Regions from separate parts of the Homo sapiens genome. Here region 2 is linked to region 1. Evidence: chromatin loops called from intact Hi-C (ENCODE). Cell type or tissue: heart right ventricle. All regions are shown on one strand. Links, peaks and the distances in the headings refer to the core of each region. The heading gives the core; the rest is flanking DNA. Region 1 has its middle 33 kb from the start of ANXA1. Region 2 has its middle 18 kb from the start of ANXA1.

The links. A loop is a pair of places that touch in the nucleus more often than their neighbours do. Peaks named below come from ENCODE experiments on the same cell type or tissue, not always from the same donor. Only the 100,000 strongest peaks of a DNase experiment are listed, where the experiment ranks them.
Region 2: it touches region 1 in a loop (4-fold over the local background); 10 of 110 quality-filtered maps call a loop at or near these places.

What each region holds. Positions count from the first base shown.
Region 1 is chr9:73,178,937-73,189,862 of GRCh38, reverse strand. No RefSeq gene overlaps it. Among named protein-coding and RNA genes, the nearest start is that of ANXA1, 33 kb to the right of the region's middle. In heart right ventricle, for the core only: a CTCF peak has its summit at 5,761 (motif pointing right); no DNase peak of the experiment used is centred there; H3K27me3 peaks cover 274 bases.
Region 2 is chr9:73,127,942-73,138,867 of GRCh38, reverse strand. No RefSeq gene overlaps it. Among named protein-coding and RNA genes, the nearest start is that of ANXA1, 18 kb to the left of the region's middle. RefSeq lists an enhancer at 6,077-6,496. In heart right ventricle, for the core only: no CTCF peak of the experiment used is centred there; a DNase peak (open chromatin) is centred at 6,367; H3K4me3 peaks cover 1,623 bases; H3K27ac peaks cover 3,174 bases.

The sequences.
Region 1 (10,926 bases), core at 2,041-10,040:
ACCAATATCATGCTGTTTTGGTTACTATAGCTTTGTAGTATATTTAGAATTCAGGTAGTGTGATGCCTCCAGCTTTGTTCTTTTTGCTCAGGATTGCTGGGTCTATTCAGGGTATTTTGTAATTCTATACAAATTGTAGGAATATTTTTTCATTTCTGTGAAGAATGACATTGGCATTATGGTAGGAACTGCATTGAATCTGTAGATTGCTTTATATAATATGGCTATTTTAACAACATTAGTTCTTCTGATCTATAAGTGTGGCATGTTTTTCCATTTATTTGTGTCCTCTTCAATTTCTTTCATTAAATAATTGAATGGAAATTTTACAGTTTTTCTTTTAGAAATCTTTCATCTTATTGTTTAAATTTATTCCTAGGTATTTCTGGTAGCTATTGTAAAAGGCATTGCTTCATTGATTTCTTTTTCAGCAGTTTGTGATTAGTGTGTAGAAAAACTACTGATTTTTGTATTTTGATTTTGTATCTTGCAGCTTTACTTGTTTATCAGTTCTAAGGGTTTCCTGGTGGAGTCTTTAGTTTTTTCTATATATAAGATAATCCTGCAGAGAGGGAAAATTTGACTTCCTCTTTTCCAGTTTGGATGCGTTTTTATTTATTTTTCTTGCCTAATTCCTCTCACTAGGACTTTCATGTTGTGTTTAGTAGAGTGGCGAGAGTGGCATCCTTATCTTGTTCCAGTTGTCAGAGGTAAGGTTTTCGGCTTTTCTCCATTCAGCATGATGTTAGCTATGGGTTTGCTATATATAGCCTTTATTATGTTGAGGTATATTCCTACTATGCCTAACTTGCTGATAGTTTTTATCATAAATGCATGTTAAATTTTATCAAATGCTTTTTCTGCATCTATCTAGATAATCATATGGTTTTCAGGCTTCATTCTGTTAATGCAATGTGTCACATTTATTGATTTGCATGTGTTGAACCATCCTTGCATCCCTGGGTTAACTCCCACTTGATTATGATGTACTATCTTTTAGATGTGCTATTTAATTCAGTTGGCTAATATTTTGTCGAGAATTTATGCATCCATGTTCATCAGGGATATTGTCATGTAGTTCTCTTTTTTTGTTGTTGTATTCTTGTCTGGTTTTGGCATCAGGTAATGCTGATCTGGTAGAATGCGTTAGAAAAAATTTCCACCTCTTCAATTTTTTGAAATAGTTTAAAAAGAATTGGTCTTAGCTCTTCTTTATAATTTTGTGGAATTTAACAGTAAAGTCATTTAATCCTAGGTTTTTCTTTTTAGGAAGACTGTTTATTGCTGATTCAGTCTCATCACATGTCACTTATTTGTGCTGTTTTTCTGTGTCTTCCTGGTTCAGTCTTCATAGATTGGATCCAGGAATTTATCCATTTTCTCTACATTTTCCAACTTGTTATCATATAGTGGTTCGTAACACTCTCTAATGACCCTTTGTATTTCTGTGGTATCAGTTGTAACGCCTCCTTATTTGTTTCTAATTGTATTTGTTTGGGTCTTCTTTCTCTTCTTTTCTTTTGGTCAGTATAGCTAGTGGTTTATCAAATTTGTTTATCTCTTCATAAAACCAATTTTTGGGGTTTTTTATTTTTCTACTGTTTGTTTCCATTTTGTTCAGTTCTGCTCTGATCTTTATTATTTCTTTCCTAATTTTGGGTTGTTCCTGCTTTTCTAGTTATTTGAGAACCTTCATTAGGTTATTTGAAATCTTTCTACTTTTTGATGTAGGCTTTTATGGTGATAAACTTCTCTTAGCACTGTTTTTGCTATATTCCATAGGTTTTGATATATTGTGTGCCAATTTTTATTTGTTTCAAGAATGTTTGAAGTTTTTTCTTAACTTCTTTATTGATCAAATGATTGTCCAGGGGTCTGTTGTTTAATTTCCATGTATTTGCACAGCTTCCAAAGTTCTCGGGTTATTGATTTCTAGCTTTATTTTATTGAGATCTGAAAAAGTACTTGATACAATTTTGATTTTTAAAATTTGCTGAGACTTGTTTCATGTTCTAACATATGGTTTGTCCTGGAGAATGTTTTATGTGCTGATGAGAAGAATATATATTCTGCAGTTGTGTGATGAAATATTCTGTAAATGTCTGTTAGGTCCATTTAGTCTATCGTACATTCCAAGTACCATGTTTATTGATAAATATTTGTCTAGATGATGTGTCCCATGCTGAAAGTGGGGTGTTGAAGTTCTCAGCTATTATTGTATTTAAGTGCCTTTCTCTTTGATTCTCACAATACTTGCTTTATATATTTAAGAGCTCCAGTGTTGGGTGCAGATATATTTACAATTGTTATATCTTCTTGCTGAATTATCTTTATATAATAATCTTCTTTGTCTATTTTTATGTTTGACTAAAAGACTATTTTTTTCTGATAAGAGTGTAGTTACTTCTGCATATTTTTGGTTTTCATTTGTGTGGAATATTTTTTCCATCCCTTTTCTTTCAGTCTATGTATGTCTTTACAGGTTTAAATGAATTTTTTGTAGATGGCATATAGATGTGTCTTGGTTTTTTGTGTGTTTTATTTATTTATGTTTTTATCCATTCAGCAAGTCCATATCTTTTAATTGAGGAATTTAAAACATGTGATTTAAGGTTGTTATTGATAGGTGAGGACTTGTTCCTATCACTTTGTTCATTGTTTTCTGATCGTTTTGTATATTCTGTTTCCTTTTGTCTCTTCCATTGTTTACCCTATGAGTTGTTGGGCTTTTTTTGTGATAACATTTGACTCCTTTCTTCTTCTCATTTGTGTATCAGCTCTACAAATTAGTTATATACTTTCTTTGTTATGTTGATGATAAATATTATCCTTTCATTTTCAAATGTAGAACTCATTTAGGCATTTCTTGTAGGGTCAGTCTAGTGGTGATGAATTCCCTCAGGGTTTGCTTGTCTGGAAAAGATTTTATTTGTCTTTCATTTTTGAAGGACAGCTTTTTTGGGTGTAGTATTCTTGGTCATTGGGGTTTGGGGTTTTTAATACTTTGAATATATCATCCCATTCTCTTCTGGCCTGTAAGATTTATGCAAGAAGTTTGCTGTTAATCTGATGAGAATTCCCTTACATGTAACTTGGTATTTTTTCTGTTTTTAGAATCTATTTCTGTCTTCTTTTGAGAGTTTGACAATAATATGCCTAGGAGAATATCTTTTTGAGTTGAATCTATTTGGTTATCTTTGAATATCCTGTACCTGAATATCTACATATCCTGTAAGACTTGGAAAGTTTTCATCTATTTTTTGCTAAATAGTTTTTAAATGTCCTCGGCTATCTCTTCTTCTAGAAATTCCAAACTTCAAATATCTGATTACTTTATGGTGTCCCATATGTGACATAGGCTTTCATTCTTTTTATTATTTATTTATGGGTTTTACTGGGTTATTTCAAATGACCTGTCTTCACGTTCAGAAATTCTTCCTTCTGCTTGATCTAGTCTATTGTTGTGGCTCTTGATTGTATTTCTTATTTCTTAGCTTGGACTCTTCAGTTCCAGGATTTCTATTTATTTCTCTTTAATATCTATCTTTTTGTTGAATTTCTCTTTCAGAATATATATGTATTTTTCTGATCACTCTGTATTGTTTATCTGTATTCTCTTATATCTCTTTGAGTTTTTGAGTTTCTTTAATATCATTATTTTGAATTCTTTCTCAGGTATTTTATGTGTGTGTGTGTGTGTGTGTGTGTGTAAATTGTTGGTATCTGTTACTAGAGAATTATTGTATTCCTATTGGAGTGTAATGTTTCCTTGTTTTATCATGCTTCTTTGTGTCATTGATATCTGTGTATCTGATCTAACTGTCACGTCTTCCAACTTTATTGATTGGCTTTTATTTTTTTTAAATAGAAGTATCTATAGTGTTGGTTGAGTAAGGTGTTTTGGCTCTGATTCTGGTGAATGCAGTAGTGTAGTCTCTGATTTCTTTGGCTATAATCAGTGTTAGTGGTGTCTGTGAGTTTCTCAGTGACTTAGGCTACAGCTGCAAGTGGATGCTTTGGTGAGCCTTTACTGGGGATGGAGACACCAGGTGAGGCAGTCCTCAGGCACCAGTGGTGGCAACAGCTGGCGGGGGGGGGGGCTGGTTCTTGGGACTTCAGGCAGTATACATGGGTGTTGGTGGTAGTGGGTCGAGGAGGGCCAGTCCTCAGGCTTCCAGGCAGTTTTCTTAGTAGTGGCGGTGGGCTGGGCAGGTGGGTAGGTCCCTGGGTCCTCAGGTAGTGTGTGTGGGGTTGGCAGTGGGCAGAAAGGGTCTTTCCTCAGGATCCTTAAGGTGTACATGGGTGCTGGCAATGGCAGTGTATTAGTCTGTTCTCATGCTGCTAATAAAGACATACCCAAGACTGGGTAATTTATAATAAAGAGGCTTAATTGACTCACAATTCCACGTGGCTGGAGAGGTCTCACAATCATGGTGGAAGGTGAAGGAGGAACAAAGTCACGTCTTACATGGCAGCAGGCAAAAAGAGCATGTGTGGGGAACTTCCCTTTATAAAACCATCAGATCTTGTGAGACGTACTCACTGTCATGAGAACAGCATGGGAAAGACTCTTCCACATGACTCAATTACCTCCCACCTGGATCCCTCCCATGCCACATGGGAATTATGGGAGCTACAATTCAAGATGAGATTTGGGTGAGGACACAGCCAAACCATATCAAGTGGGCAGGTTGATCTGTCCCCAGGCCCCAGAATGATGTGTGTTGGCACTGGTGGTGGTGCTGATGGTGGCAGTGGGCATCATGTGTCTTTCCTCAGGCCCCAGAACCAGTCTTTAGGTCCTCTGAAGGCATATGCAGTTGCAAAGTATTCTTGCCACTGAAGGGGATAGTTGCTGTCAGTGGCAGTGGCAGCCATCTCTCAGGCTCTGAGGAGTGCACACTTCTGATCTCTTTGTCCTGGGGCAGCCTCCCTAGTGTGCCTCACCACACATTCCTTGGGGTGTAGGACACTGTGTTGGCTAAAATGCTGGAAACCCTGTCTCACTGCCTGGTCTAACCAGCATTGTGCTGCTGCAGCCCTCTAGGTGAATGCGGAGGGATGTCAATGGTTCTCCAGGGATGTGGGGATGTATGGGACTGTTGGGCCTGAGGGAAGAAATGCAGTCTAGTGGGATCTGAGTTCTCAAACTGATGCCATGGTGCCAACTTCTTGGGTCTCAGTGGGTGAGTGTGACTCAGCATTAATTCCCTCTTTGGAGTAATGCCATTGTGTGGACTCCAGATGAATTCCAGTCTTCTCTTTTAGATGTTCTATTCGATGGATGTGCAGTTATGTACTGCATTGGTTGTTCTTTGTGGAGGGGACGAGTGCCAGGCACCTTTATTCAGCCATATTGAAGCCCCTCCCATCCATTAATACTATGCAAGGTAAATCCAAATTATCTTTCTGGTGCTTTATTTCAAATAAATATTATAAATATATTATATAAAATCATTCTATATTTCCACAGTGTATATATGTGTGTGTGTGTATATATACTATATATATACACATATATATAATATATACTTCTTACCCATTGTTGACAATTTTAGTTATTTTATATTCTTTAAATTTTTTCCCCAATATTTTTCATGCCTAGGGCTTATGGGTCCTAGGTTAGATTTCAGACCTTGTGAAGCAACAGAACATGCTTTTACATTTTACTTTTACATTTTGTAATACAGTACTTTTTCATTTTTTAATTATTTGTATACACTTAGAAGGAAGTTTTAAAACATTACCACTAGATGGCAGAAAAGATCAAAAGTTGGATGAAACCAGAGGCAAACATTTTCATGAGTGATCATTTAAAATAAATATTTTTATCTTTTATTATAAATTGACAATTTATGATTATATAAATTTATGGAGTACAAAGTGATGTTATGGTTTATGAATACAATGTGGTATAGTTAAATTAAGCTAATTTATATATCCATTACCTCAAACAATATTTTTTTGTGGTGAGAACATTTGCAATTTAAATTTTAAAATGTACAATTCTGTATTATTAACTACATTTCTCATTCTATGTCATAAAACTCAAAAGAATTTTTTCTCTTTTCTGAGATGTTGTACCATCTGACCATCATCTTCCCATTCCTCCCACTCACTGGTCTCTGTAACCACCATTCTGCTCTCTGCTTCTGTGAGTTAAATTGTTTTGGACTCCACATGTAAGTTAGAACATGTGGTATTTGTCTTTGTTTCTGGCTTATTTCACTTAGCATAGTGTTCTCCAATTTCATCTATGTTGCCACACATGAGAAAATATCCTTCTTTTTTAAGGTTGAATATGCACTTGATTGTGCATATGTACCACATTTTCTTTATCCACCCACCTGTGCCTGGTCACTGAGGTTGATTAAAAAACTTGGCTATTGTGAACAGTGCTGCAATGAACATAGGAGTGTAGACATCTCTTTAACAAACTGACTTCAATTTTTGGGGGTGCATACCCAAAAGTGAAATTTTCGGATGATATGGTAATTCTTGTTTTTGAGGAACCTCCACCAGTTTTTTACAATACCTTTATTAATTTAAATTTCCATCAACAGTGTACAAGAGTTGAAATTGTACATTTAAAATAATTATAAATTATATTGCCAAATACTATAGCTAATGCATATCAAAAAATATGCTGACATACTTGGGAAATCTATGGAAATACTGAAGCCAACAGATTAAAAATTTCAGCCTAGTAACGCTATGCCTGTTTGTATCACAGTTGTGTCTTTTACAGCTCCCTAGAGAAAAACTTACAAGCTTTCTACAGGATATGAGAATCATGTTGAAAATATTATAGTTCATTTCTGTTCTTTCTGTCAGAAAATATGTTCTCCAAAAAGTGCAATAGATAAATTTCTTTATTTAGTATTCTAGCATTCTTTATTCCAACACTTTCCTCATTTTTCTAGAATAATTGGCTAATATCAAACATTATTAAGACAGTACGTCATCATTCTATAGTAAATATATTTACTAGCCAAGTTTTTCTATTTAAAATAATTTCATGGTTCTTAATTTTTATGCCACCATTTTATTGGAGAAAGGTTATACTGTTCTTCACTGTCAAATATGAGTAGTTATGATAGGATATTTTAGTTATCAAGGCTTTGCACTCTGAACAACACCATTTAGGCCCTTTAATCAAAACTCAAAGGATACTTTTAACGTCCACATAGACATACTCACCTCCTACCACAGAAGTAGGATAGTTTGGTGAAGAACCCAGTGAATCAGAAATTCCTCCTCTCAGCTCTGTTTTGATGTTATTTTTCACTAAACAGCCCTCATGATGATTTACCCATTATTTCACTGAAGAGGGTAATGCTGTCCTTAGCTTACGGTGGCAGCAGAAGCCATGGACATATATTAGATCAGATGCTATTTATTTTTGTTTTTATTTTTTGCAGATGGAAAATTCTTAAATGTTTTAAATGAAGGCTGAAGAGAACCAGTAAAGAAAGATTTAAAGTATGAAGGAGCAATAATATGCCCCCACCAATGTCTTTTCCTACTAAACTCATCAAAACAAGTCACAGAGAAACAATGGGCAAAATGTATTCACTTTTTAAAAATCTTCACTTAATACATGGTTTTGTTGCAGTGTTCTTTTATATAGGAAGTCAAATTTGTAACTTTTAAAAATAAATGAGATTTTTGTTTATTTGTTGTCTCGAAAACGTTTACAAAACTCACTGAAAGCATAAACAAAGATTTTTTTTGTACATTTAAAATAATTTTAGAAAAACTATCACATATGACTAGGACATACATTTACTATGAATCACAGCTTATATGTACAGCAAATGTACAATCCTTTTAATTTGTCTTCAGTTAATCTGACCTTTCTAATCTCCCTAGTTTTCATACACTAGAAATAAAAATAACTTTGTGTCTTACCTTATTTAAGATCTGATGATGACTGTCCTTCTTGGAATAATAGCAGTCTCTCACATCCCAGTTAACCAAATACAGACTTTGGCCTCCAATATCAAGGATCCCCCAAGTGGAGAAGAGATGTTAACAAGCAAACAGTGGAGTCAGAAGACACTGGGCCAGAGATGTCAACCCTTAAACTCTACAATGATATCCGTCCCCCTGTACACACTTCCCAGCCAGGGAAGGAAGAGGTGGAAGAGAAATTGAAAACTAAGCTTTATTTTTCTAAACAGATGAAATTGAAAACTAAGCTTTGTTTTACTAAACAAATTGAGAAATAATAAAAGGTAAATTAACAGAGCTGACATGGTGGCGCATACCTGTAACTCCAGCTATTCAGGAGCCTGAGATGGGAAGATCACTTGGACCCAGGAGTTTGAGACCAGCCTGGGCAACATAGTGAGTCCCCATCTCTACCAAAAAAATTAGAAATTAGCTGGGCATGGTGGTGCATGCCTGTAGTTCCAAATACTCAGGAGGTTAAGGTGGAAGGATTGCTTGAGCCCAGGAGTTTGAGGCTGCAGTGAGTTATGATTGTGCCACTGCCGTCCAGCCTGGGTGACAGAGCAAGACCCAATCTTAAATATGTAAATAAATAAGTAGTACATTATCAGATCAGACTAAAAGTCATACCAGATGGCAATAAAAGTTAATGTCTCCCCTCCTTGAGTGTGAGTATTCATTAAGGAGAATAGATTATTTTTAAGCAAAAAAAGAAACTATATTCAAGGCCATCTTCATGGATGTACAATCTGCACAAGCTCACAGGGTCCTATGCTCAGAACAGCCCCATATTTGATTTAATAATCTACTCTCATCTTCTTGAAATTAGTAATTTTTTGATAGGGGCCCCCTTATTTTTATTTTGCATTGTCCCCACAAGTTATGTAGCCATGCTTGACTATATTTTCTTGTTTATTTTTCTTGCTTTTTTCAAATTATGATGTGAGTTCAACTTGTTATCCCACTAAACACAAGCCAAAACCTTGTATTATTTCTCCCTCCCTTTCTTCTTTCTTTTTCTCTTGAGAATTAACATACAATTTAGTTTTCTCTATGTAGACAGATTTTGTGTGTGCTTCTTTGACACTTTTCTTCTATAGTAATACATTTAGAAAGACTAATCTAAAAGAAAGATACATAGATGATAGATAAAACAGGATAAAGATAGTTAAAGTATAAAGTTGAGGCATTTGAAATCAACAGCTGGTTTGCATTCTGCCAACATGGAGTTTCCAACAGTCACAATCTCCATGAAAATGGAATGACAATAATCATTTCCAGTTAGACCCCAGAGACTAAAAGTGTATTTCCATTAGTCTAGCCAAAACCAGTCTGCTCTCCAGATGGGCTGTTCGGTTGATGACTCAGCTTGGGGATAAACCTGAGTTTTTTATAGACTCCATAGCTGGGTCCTAAAAAAAAAAAGTAAAATTATTAATATGCAGATATATGAATGACATTTTCATTTCCTTTCTTTTCTCTCATATCAATTTTTTGCATTCTACTCTGCTCTTTTTCACAGACACATTCTTTACTCCCACATTGGAGTCATTTGTAGTTCCGTTATGCAGAAAAGAACAGCCTATAAATAAACTTTCTACTACTTAAAAGATTAACTTTTTTATTATACTTTAAGTTCTAGGGTACATGTGCACAACGTGCAGGTTTGTTACATATGTAAACTTTAATCTGCAGTGAGACAAGAATATAATAAATATAACCCATAACTTAGTTTACTACATGTGAAAAATCTCATTACATTTTTCTTTCCAATAGCTGGAAATGATCTAATGTTTCAAATAATATAGGATATTTCATAATGCATTATCTTGTTAAAGGAAAGTTTCTTGGTTGGAAATGCATTATAAGCTTCTTACAGTAGCAGCAGCTACTGTGTATTAATATTTACAGAGTGCTTTCTGTGTGCTAGATGTGGACTATCTAATTTAGTTTTGATCATGACCATCAATATCCTGATTTTACGTATGAGCAACCTGAGTTACATAACTTGGCCAAGCTCCACAGCCAGTGAGGAGTCGGGCTGGGATTTGAATCACATAGCCTAATTCTGAGTTAGGGTTGTGAGGACACTGAACTCCTCTGAGTCAGTCTTCAGGGTCAAAAAAGTAAGCAATGATAATAATTGTAAGAAGGCACGTTGTTTACACATCAAAGTCAAAGGATTTAGCAGGTGGGTCACTTGACTATTGAGTCAACCTCCCACATCTTTACCATTGAAGTTAAGAAAAAAGGATCATTTCCACATGACTGCATTTTGGGTTTCCAGTTACTAAAAGCCCTTTCTCTTCCTGTATTTCTGGTACAGCCTGTAGCTGGTACACAAACTCCAGTCCAAAAATTCCTTCTCAGATCATTCTGTCTTCTGTACAGCAGTTGGTAGCAGTAGTAGTAGTATTTCACTGATAAGAAACTATCACTTAAAAGAGGCAATTACTATCTTTGAGGTCACTTAATCAATAAGTGGTGGAGGCTTGATTCAAACTCAGATTTCTCTGGCTCCCAAGTCACTATCCACTCTGCTCCCACACTATAATGAATCCTTAGCAAATACATACAAATGTTTTTTCCTTCTTATTGGCTAGCAATGTTTCATGGCTTTTGCAAAAGAAAATAATCATGATTAATCTCAATCTTCATTTACTGAGTATAATCTTCAGCACAATGTAGCTAATACATTGAACATGGCTTGTCAACATCCCCCAAAAAGTATTGCCCAAGGCAGTTATTTCTTGTATTAAAATAATAAGAATGTGAGAGCCATGGCTTTCTTTTTTAAAGTAACAATGATCTACGAATTTTCATAGCCACTCTATGGAAGATATTGCAAATGAAGTACAAGGAATGTGATTAAATATATTATTGTCCTTTATACAGGGATAATAGTGTTTCCTCTAAATGGTTCCAACGATCTCTCTGTTCTTCTCCAAATCATCTAAGACCTCATTACTCACC
Region 2 (10,926 bases), core at 1,401-9,400, 50 kb after region 1:
TTATTTATATTAATATTTAATGCTTCCATATTCTTAGAAACTTCATTAGAGCATCTGACGTGTTTTTAATGCCTCTTTGAACCTCAGAACTATCATGTTGGAAATTATTACCATTTCCATTTTTCTGATGATAAACAAGAACTGAAACTCACAGAATTTTAGACTTTCTTCCCTAAAGGCAAAGTGAATTAAATGACATATCTGAACTAAGGCTAGTTTGCTTATGACTTCAAATGACATGTCTACCTACCACATAGAGCCATGCTCAATATATAATAGGTATTTAAATTAATTGTTATTCATGCATTCCCATTCAGAATTAGGGGGAAAAATGAACGTATAACTATGACTTAAGAGGAATTACACTGAAGTTTTCCTTAGTGAATTTAATGTGAATATATAGTTATTTGTGTGATTAAGTCCGTGTAATTAGGAGTTTAATGTGTGTATCCCCAACAGACTATAAATTCATTTGTTTCTTATTGGTCCCATTTCCTAGCACAGTGCCTGGCTCATAATAGGCACTTAACAAATGCTTGTTAAATTAATAATGAGTGATGAGGTGCCTCTATATTAGAATGAGCTTATGTGTCCAAGGAGTTCTTTAATAATAAATAGAGAGGGCAATCTTTTTTACTTTTCAGCATTGGAAAGTTGGTAATATTTCTCTTACAGTAGCCCAAAAGGATATGTGCAAGGAGAACTTGAGCAGAATAAAGCTGAGCCGATACTGACCTGTTCCATATTTCAACACAAGTCCCATGATTGAGCAACAGATACAGAAGATTAATATCTGTGAAATCAATTCTAGTTTCAGTATCTGCATTCTAACATTCTTTTTCCCCCTTTCTTCATCTTAAAATGAAATCCTTCACTGCTGATAATATGATGACAATAATGAAGAATGGCTTTCTTGTTTAATAACATGTTGCGAGTATGTCCTTAACAAACAAAATTCAAAGTGAACAAAATGGAATTTATAATGATCTCATTGTAAGGAACAATAAATATTACTTGGGTATAATTTTAAAAACCGGTTGGAGGTGGTAGGGTTGTTGGGGGTAAGAACATATTAAGGATGAAGCTAAGTAAGAGAATCAAAGATAAAAGCATTGTTAATACCTCACTGACTTGGATAAGTTCCTGAGTAAATACTTTACGAGAGGCCAGTGCAGAGCTACTTGAAGTCAAATGAGTAAGGAGAGAATTCAATCCATCCTGGTAAAACTGAATTAACACTCTTTGTTTCTTTAATGCATTGGCTATTGCTAATATTTCTAATCAATCAACAGTGTTCTTGTGCCCATGACTCTGAAACTCTGAAACATAAAACTTTGCAGGGCATTACGCCCAGGTGGCAAGAGGCAAGGTAATGATGTCATTGTGTTTATTTATGGTTGACTGACTAGCTGATTCTTTGTGGATTAAGAATGAAGCTCAACAGATCCCACCCTCTAGTGTACACTCTGCCACATACTGAGATCTTTCAGGCAAGCTTGAACTTCTCTGAAAAGACCAGCGGCCCTATGACTATCCCTGGCAACTTTCAGGATTTAAGTAACTCTCATTGTCTAAGATTTTTACACTCTTCGGGAGCATAAATGTTTTACCTACTGTAACAAGGTTTGGCCATTTAAATTACAAAACTGAATTGGTATTGTTCTGCTATAGTACAGACAAATATATGTGAATGTGTATGCATGGTGTGCATTTAGCATTCATTCAATGTCAAGGTTCGTGGAAGAAGTAAATTATGTTTTCTCAATATTTTTGGCCAAGTGATAATTTGCAGTATTAAATTTGGAAAAAAATGTTTAAACACATGGAAGTAATAGACTCTGCTACTGGACCTGAATCAAGGAGACAACAGTTATGACAATATGTTCCTTCTACTCTGATTCTTGCATAGAAGCCTCATTGGCACTTTGCTGAGCATTACTGTAGAGATTTTTCTAACAATAATAAAGCAAATTTTGATTCAGAAAGATAAATCTAATTACAATCACTATTCAATTTAAGGCCATTTTATATTGAAAATGCAGTGCCAAAAATGTACTAATTAGAACTAGTAAAAATTTAGTAATAATTCACTATATAAGACATATCAAATGGAGGGTTTCAACCTACTTTCTTAGTTGAATAAAATACATGTATTTATAGGTGTGTGTTTATCTTTGAGTATAGATAGATAAATTTGTCTTCATGCCGACATTTAGGTCATGGTGCCACTAAAGTATGTAACTGACCACATGGAACTTTGTCTTCTGACTGCTTGATTCTTGATCTGGTACAAAACCACTCTGAGGCCAAAGACATTGATAAGTGCCTAGCATTTTCCTCTCAAATATGTAATTACAAAGTATTTTAAATAAAAGAGAAAGAAGTGAAATCCTATCTGCTACAACAGTCAAGAGTGAAACTTCCCATTGGTTTAACACTTTAGTGCTTATAAAACTCTTCCATGTATATTTATTTCATCTTCATAATTGTATTGTGGGAAGGTGACATGATCATTACACACACACACACACACAAACACACACTGTGTGTCTCACTCTGTTGCCCAGGCTGTAGTGCAGTGGTGTGATCATAGTTCACCACAAGCACATGTTACCCACACCAGGCATATGTTTAGTTTTTTATAGAGAAGAGATCTTGTTATGTGGCTCACGTGGGTCTTGAACTCCTAGGCTCAGATGATCCTTCCCCCTTGTCCTCCCAAAGTACTGGGATTCCAAGTGTGAGCCACCACACTTGGCCCATTGTACATATTTCAAACTGAAGCCCAGTGAATTTTGGATTTAGCTAAAGCCAGTGATTGCTAAATAAAGACGTTGCCACTTGAATCTAGATCTTTTACCTTCTTTGAGTGAAGGGTTCTTTATGCCAGATCATGATGCCCAGCTTGCCTTTGACATTTGGAGGCATAAAATTATCCAAAATTCTACCTGGAAGGCAAAATTTTGGATTTATAATAAAATCAAATAGAGGCCAAAATATGAGGACTTCAGTGTCTATGAACCCATATACAGCTACATTTTAGTGCTGAAAAATCACCCATGAACTCCTATATGTATAATCCCATAGAACTACAAGTATCCCCTTTGTTTCTCCATTTTGGGAGTGTGTGAGAACCTCAGAACTACACTTTTGCTTCTAACTACTACATCATTACTCAGTTTCCTGTATAATTCTTGAAAAACCAGCTATTCTGGAGTTAGCACTCATAGTGTGTTCATACTTTTCAAATTTTTTTCCTTTTCAAAACTTTTATTCTTCTCAGTAATTTTTCATACCTGACAGTTGAGACAAAGCTAAGTGATGAAATAATGAGACAGTTCAACTTACTCATTGTCTTTATAATGAAATGAATGCAATGCAAAGGCATTGTGTGTGCCTGGTTTTTGTCCATTTATGATCTTTTCTCAGGGTTGATTATTCTTGAACTCTTTTTCATAATTTTCTTTAATATAGTCTCTGAAATTCTTTCAGTTCTTGAATTAGCTTTTATCCTTCAGTTCTTATGTTTAAACCTTTTTTTCATTATTTCTTAGCCTCTATTCACTAGAAGTCATTGACTATAAATAAATGCTTAGATTCCAATTTTTTAAAAGTACTTTGGAAAAATAAATAAGCTGATTCTCTAGGCAACTTATTTTGTATTTCAAACAAATTTACACTCCTTAGAAAATTGCCAGATGTAAGTTATATTGATTACAGAAAATGTAATACAAAATGCTTTTTTCTATCTTCAAAACAAACCAAGCAGAAAAATATTAAAGCATGAATTAAGTCAACTGGATAGATATTAAGACTTACTCTGATCTCACACGTTTTAGAAAGTAATCAAATTCAATACACTTCTAAATACTCTGCCATTCTGTGTCTAAAATGTATTTAAATAATTGTTGACACTATTGGTTGAAATTCACGTCTTATTTATCTTTCTAGAAATTTAAAAAATTTTATAACATAAAATACTTTGCTTACATCAATGATATGAATGTACAATTTAGAGAAAATATGAAAAATTATATTGTAAAAACACTGCTAATTGTGAAGATCAAAACATAATTTATTTGATTTTCAGCTTTCTTAGGCTAATAATCATACATTTCAAATAATTCTTCAAGATGAGAGCTCCCAGAGAAAAAAGAAACTTTATATTTTCTACAGATCTGGACTTAAAAAATGAAATAAATTATTTTTAAAAATAACAACGACAACAAAACCCTAGGAAACACTGTATTTCTTCTTCAGGAAATAAATTTGAGAAATTAAAAAACAACAAATCTAACAAAAATAGTTCATCACTTTCAAATAAGAGGCGATTTGGAAACTTCTAATGGGCCACGGACAGGTTTCTTTTCCTGTGTGCTGAATTTATATTTTAGCACAATTTCAATAAAAAGAGCAACACAATTAAGAAATGTTCCAGGAAATACCTCTTGCCATTTGACACAATACATGGCTGATTCTAGGATGCATGACTCCTCTCTGAAAGCATGGAGGGGACATATGTGGAAACACAGAGAGTATCAATCTGAGAGTACTTTTTGAAAGAATCCCGATTGTGAACCATTACCTCAGGTGTCATAAACACCCAAGGCTGCTTTGTTGAGCAAGAGGTGGAATATCTTCTGGGTACAGAAGCTGGGGCTTGGCTTGCTACAACTGGCTCATCAGGGTGGGGCCATAATAGTCAACCAAGGAAAACACTACGTCACATGGAAAATGCAAACATCAAGCCAGTTGTTGGCCAGAGTTCTGAACATCTTACTGAGAAAGAAATGTCCTGGCTCACTGTGGTGTGTACAGTGTGAATGAAAATGTTCAGCAAGGGAGCTAATTTGCATTGGCACTATGTCAGTTTCATATATTGGGGACAGAATTTTAAATATAGAGGCTACTCTATTCCTTTACTGGTTTGTTTACAGGATTAGGTATACAAAAGAATTCATTCATCCAGTAACTTTACCTGAGTTTGTGTAATGAAACCTTGAATCATCAAGTTTTTTTAAAATTAAACTTAACAAAACTTTCATTGAAAATGAAAATTAAGGCCAGGCGCAGTGGCTCACACCTGTAATCCCAGCATTTAGGGAGGCCAAGGTCACAAGTTTGAGACTAGCCTGGCAACATGGTGAAACCCTGTCTCTACTAAAAGTACAAAAATTAGCTGGGCGTGGTGGCAGGTGCCTGTAATACCAGCTACTCAGAAGGCTGAGGCAGAAGAATCACTTGAACCCAGGAGGTGGAGGTTGCTATGAGTTGAGACCGCACCAATGCACTCCAGAGCCTGGGCGACAGAACAAGGCTCTGTCACAAAAAAAAAAAAAAAAAAAAAAAAAAAACCAAAAAAAACCCAAAAAAAACTAAAAGTAGTAAAAAAAAACAAAAAAAAAACTTTAACAAAAATAAACCTTATAATTCAATTTTACAGAATCAATCATTACAAAGTAAATCTATAGGTTACAGAATAAAACAATGGCATTAGGTGACAATTTGAAGCTAGAATTGATGAAACTGCTGCCAGTGAGTACCCATCTATTTCACCGTGTCATTTTCCTACACTTCTGTACCCTTGAAGTGAAGATAAACTGTTAATTTACACTGTCAGGGTGAGGGATGCCCCCTCTGAAGACATTAGCTGTCAATTTAGGAACAAAAGGAGAGGCAGATTTGGGTTGTTTTATTTATTTATTTATTTATTTATTTATTTTTATGACTCAGCTTCCAAGTTTAACTCTTCCCTTTTGGCATAGTGAATTTGGGGTCCTGAGCTTTTCTTTTCCTTTCACAACAGTAAGGAAAAATTTTTTAAAGATAAAAGTGTGTCCTGAAATCAGACAAGTTTAGGTTTTCTTTTGGAAATGATTCTTTCACCATTTTTCATGTTTTATGATGAAAGTGAAGTTATTTTGGAAAAGAAATACATTATTTTTTGTATTCTTTGAAGTTCTCTGAACGTGTTTCTATATTTTTAAAGGCACCTGATCAAATTTCTCTAAGAGTTTGGCCCATAAGGAAAACAGATTAGTAGAAACCTTATGAAGCTGAAGGAAAACAAGTGAATTATTTATTATTCCACTTTTTCTAATTTCGTTGTATGTTCAGAACCACCACAATGCTTATCGTGTTATTATCAGAAGACTATACGTCATAAAACAGAAATGAAAGGACCGTTCTTATGAAAAACACTGAAGAAAGAGAAGAGGGACGTTAGAAAACATTGCCAAAGATGTGGGAGGGCCAGAAATATTACAAATACTAAAAACGGATGAGGAGAGAAGGTAACAGCATGGGCTTCTGCAGCTGTAGCGTTTAATGCTGGAAACTCCAGGCGCTCCGAAGCCCCACGGCTGAGCCTGTCTCAGCATGTTTCTCTTTTGAGTCTGTGTGCTGGCAAGGCATTTCCTCGGCTGGTTGCTATAGAAATAATTATACTACACAACTTTGAGAAGCAGAAGCAGACGGAAGTTACAGCAGAAACACTGTCATCTTGGTGTTGTTCTAATAGCCTTAGGATTCGAAAATGAGGCAAAATTAAAAACAAAAAGCACCATTATTTAAATTGAAAATTTAGAAATGTGGGTTATTGTTCAAGTATTCAAAGTCAGCACTACAGAACAGTTAAGTGAGTGTTCTTACACCGAAGTCCTCAGAGCCACTTGGCAAATGCTAGAGAAAACAGGAAGTAAGGACCTCTGTCAAGCAGAAGAATGTCTGATTTTAATCAGGAAATTGAGGATAAGTTTATTTTTGAAGGGATGATATCATCCGGTGAATGGCCTCTTTTGTTTGTAGTATATGCTGGAATGTCACCACCTTGGGAAAAAGTATTCAAAAATTCATAGCCTTTTTTTTTTACTAACACCATATTCACTTTGATTCTTTCTTTTAAATTTTATTTCTTGTGAGATTTATCAACTATGTGTGATTGCATATGCATATTTGTATGTGCAGATATAGACATATAGATATGTCTTTCAATTTTCTCTGTTCTCTTCCGTCTATTTTTTGATCTTTCTCGTTCCCGGTACCACAGTATCTTAATTTCTAAAGTTTTGTAATGAATTTTGATGTCTGAAAGGGCAATCCCAACATCCTTTTCTTCATGTCGCCAAGAAGCTAACAATTTTCCATTAGGAAACAGCCAGCCACATTTCCCAGTTTTGGCATGGTAACATACTGAAGACTCCTGTGATAGTAATTGTAGCTTTTTAGTCATTACAAAGTAAAAGATGACAGAGTTAAGAAAGGACTTAAACTGCAAGACCATTCATTAGTTCTACAATGGGTATCAATTTTCATTTGACTCATCTGATGTTGACTACTTAGAATTCCAGCTTTTAAACAAAAGCTAAGTTTAATCTGTCTATCTACCCAAGTTAATCATTCTGTATTAAGTATTCCTGTCTATTTTAGTTTATCTCAAGGATTTCAAATAATTCAACCAATTAACAATCTAGGATAAAGGGATAACTATAATAATATTTGCATTTTGAGAATCAATAATAATTGATTCTCGAAGGTCTACTTCAAGTTTAATAAATGGAATAAATTAAATATATCAAATGGACAATTCCAAAAAACTTTTATTTACATAAAAATTTTAACAACCATTCAAAACTGAATATAGTAAATGTTAAATGAACAAGATAGCTGTTTGGAGAACGTGATTTCTACTAAGAGATAGAGGTCATCGAGAAAGGTTACTGTAAGCCTTAAAACATGAAATAGCACTCACATAGAGAAGGTGCCAAAGGGTATTCCAGAGACGAGAAGCATCATTACCCAAGATAAAGAGACTAGAATATGCATAGTGGACTCCCTGGTTGTAATTCAAATTATAAGTGGATTATTTTTAAAATGTATACAACTGTATGCACAGAAATCTCTGCTGTGTATGCTTGTGGCATTGCAGCTTCCTTCTGTGGGTCTGAGAATTGGTGCAGGTTTTTAAACTGGGTCAAGAAGTAATATTCCGTGGGCATTGATGACATGAGGCTTCCAATTGCTCATCCAGTTTTAATCATCCTTGATTATGTATAGCCAACCACGCTCTTGTTGTCTATCCATCTATTTTTTCTCGATAAACACCTTGGGATATCAGCCATCACCATAGATCTCTAGTGGTTGACTATATTGCACTTGACCCCTGATATTCTGGAATATAATCATTTCCATTGACACTAGGGAGCCCAGTTCTCTAACAGTATTGCCTACTGTCAACTTCGGTCCAGCTATCACTAAGCTTCTCAAATATGCCAATCCCTCCATCAATAGCACATTCCTTATCAGCTTTGTGATGAGAATGTTCTCTGGCCCTTCAATGAACATAATCAGCTGGTAGTCTCTCTGGTGTTACACAATAGAATCATTCTAGCATGCTCACTTCTCTGAGCCTTTTGAGCCCTTCCTCAAAACTCTGCTAAAGCAGTTCTGTCATCTCTGCTTAATTTAATGTGAGCCTTTTTCTTCCCCCTACAGAACTTTTAGTAACCATCCAAGCAGCGTATTAGAACCATTCCCAGGTGCTCTTGTTAGGGAGTTTTCAGTCATGGAAGAATGTTCCCTTGTTGACAAATGTTCCTTTATCAAGCTTCTCTCTCACTATCCCCAGCTCTCACCCCAATCCAGCGCTATCAAGATATACTTCCTGGCATGCTGTCCTGATTCCTTTTGCTGCAAATTAATCACGTCTTGATGTTCTTTTGGAGAGTAATTTTTTCCCTTCCCTGGTTGGCCCATGCTGAGACTTAGATACAGAACTAGAAGACAGGAGAGAAAGTGAAGTCAGATCTTGATAAGGACAAATATCATCGTCAAAGGCATCCATCTCGGTTGAGGTTTTGGTGTGGCCTTCAAGCAAGAGAAAGCTGCTATGTTCCAGCAAAACTAAATAAGCCACTCTTATATGCCCAGGGGTTCAAAGGAATCTGCGAGTTCTATAATTTTGAGCACATCCACCTACAATTCTCTGCACCATCTCTATCAGGGTTCTGACTTAGCATAAAACCTTGCCAAGGCTATTAACTCATCTTTTGTTGTATTTCTACTACTTTTATAGTAAAGTTTATCATCCAGTCTTCCTTTCAATCTGTCTTCTAGCTATAGAAAGCATGGGTTTCTTTAAATGCTGCCCTGGAGTCCTCCAATCTTTCATACCATGCCCCTGGTTAGTAACGGACAAACCTGAGCTTGTCAATTTTCTTCTTCGGCACAATGACACTTAGCAACAACCAACCAATTTCCAAATCTTATAATTAATAAATCCCCCCATAGCTCTGAAATGCATGTGTAGTCTCCTTTCATCTGTATCCCATGCCAACTCACCACTGGCAAAAGTTATGCAATGACAGTGCTAGAGTTTTCAGTTTTTAACAGTTTAATCTCCAACAGTGTGATCCAGTTGTTATCCAGATGGCAAGTGATCTAACTCAGAATCCCTTCCTAAGTGTATGCTTCCTAGGACCACTTCTGAAATAACCTATTTTCAAGTTGCGTTTCTTCATTAGTTTCCTAGGGTTGCTATAAGAAAGTACCACAAACTTGCTGGCATATAACAACAGAAATTTAGTCTCTCACACTTCTGGAGGATAGAAGTTCCAAATTAAGGTCTCGGTAGGGTTGATTTCCTCTGGGTGCTCCAAACGAAATTATGTCCTGTGCTTCTCTCCTGCCTTCTGGTGGTTTGCTGGCAATCTTTGCCATTGCTTGGCTTATAGATGCACCATTCCAATATTTACATCTGGTTTCACATGGCACTCTCCTTTTTGTGTCCTTGTGGTCAGATAACATTCTCCCTGAGTGTCTCTATCTCTGTGTCCAAGTTTCCCTCTTCTTATAATGGCACCATTCATATTGGATTTAGGGCCCACTCTAACATAGTGTCATTATCTCACCCTACCTTAATTACATCTACAATGATTGCATTTCCAAATAAGGTCATATTTACAGGTTAGGACCTTAAGATATATTTTTAAAGGACACAATTCAACCCATAACAGCATTCGAAAGACAAATCTTATGATGAAAATTTGTGTGTAACTTATGTATTAGAGTATATTCCCAAGAAATTACAGAGAAATGGGAATAATAACAGAAGAAGACCAATAAAGGATGCATTATCAAGCAATTTCCAATGAAGTACATCTTTTGTTCAAGCCTGCCATGCATTTCTGGGCACAGTATAGATCTCAACTCTGAATTGGTCAATAGAGGTAAAGTCTTACCTGTGCACCTACCAGTCATTGATTTAGAGCTATGACTGAGGGAATGTAAATTTCCAGGCATATTTAGTTCCCTTTTGTGCAGATAAAGTGGTTGTGACAGCCTGAATTGCAGGTCCCTCACCCAGATTCATAAGTTAAGGTCCTAACCCACAGTACATCAGAATGTGACTTGTTTTGGAGATAGGGCCTTTAAAGAGAAATGGCCTCTCTCCTTGCCATACCACGTGAGAGAGTTTTCTCAGAAAAACCAAACCTGCTGATGCTTTAATCTTACATTTCTGGCTTCTGGACCTTGAGAAAATAAATGTTTATTGTTTAAGACACCCAGTCTTAAAGACACCCCTAGCAAACTAATACAGCAGCCACTGATAATCACAGGGTGCTGTCTCATGGGACTGAGAGCACACTGAGGCAGCTATGAATGTAGTGAAAGAGCCATCAGAGGGAAGAGCACCCATGGTGTCTTCTCTGGCCCTAAGCCTTCATTGCCAGGAAACCATTTGCAGAACACCTGATTTCTGTCCTCACAATTTTAGCTTTTGCTCCATTAGACATCCTGTTTTTTCCAGAAAAGGAACCTGAAATTGCCACTCATACTTGGTCAATGTAGGCTGCTCTAAAAAGTTTACCCAGGATAGCTTTTATATAATAGAGTATCAACTATGGACCCGGGAAGATCATTTGGATA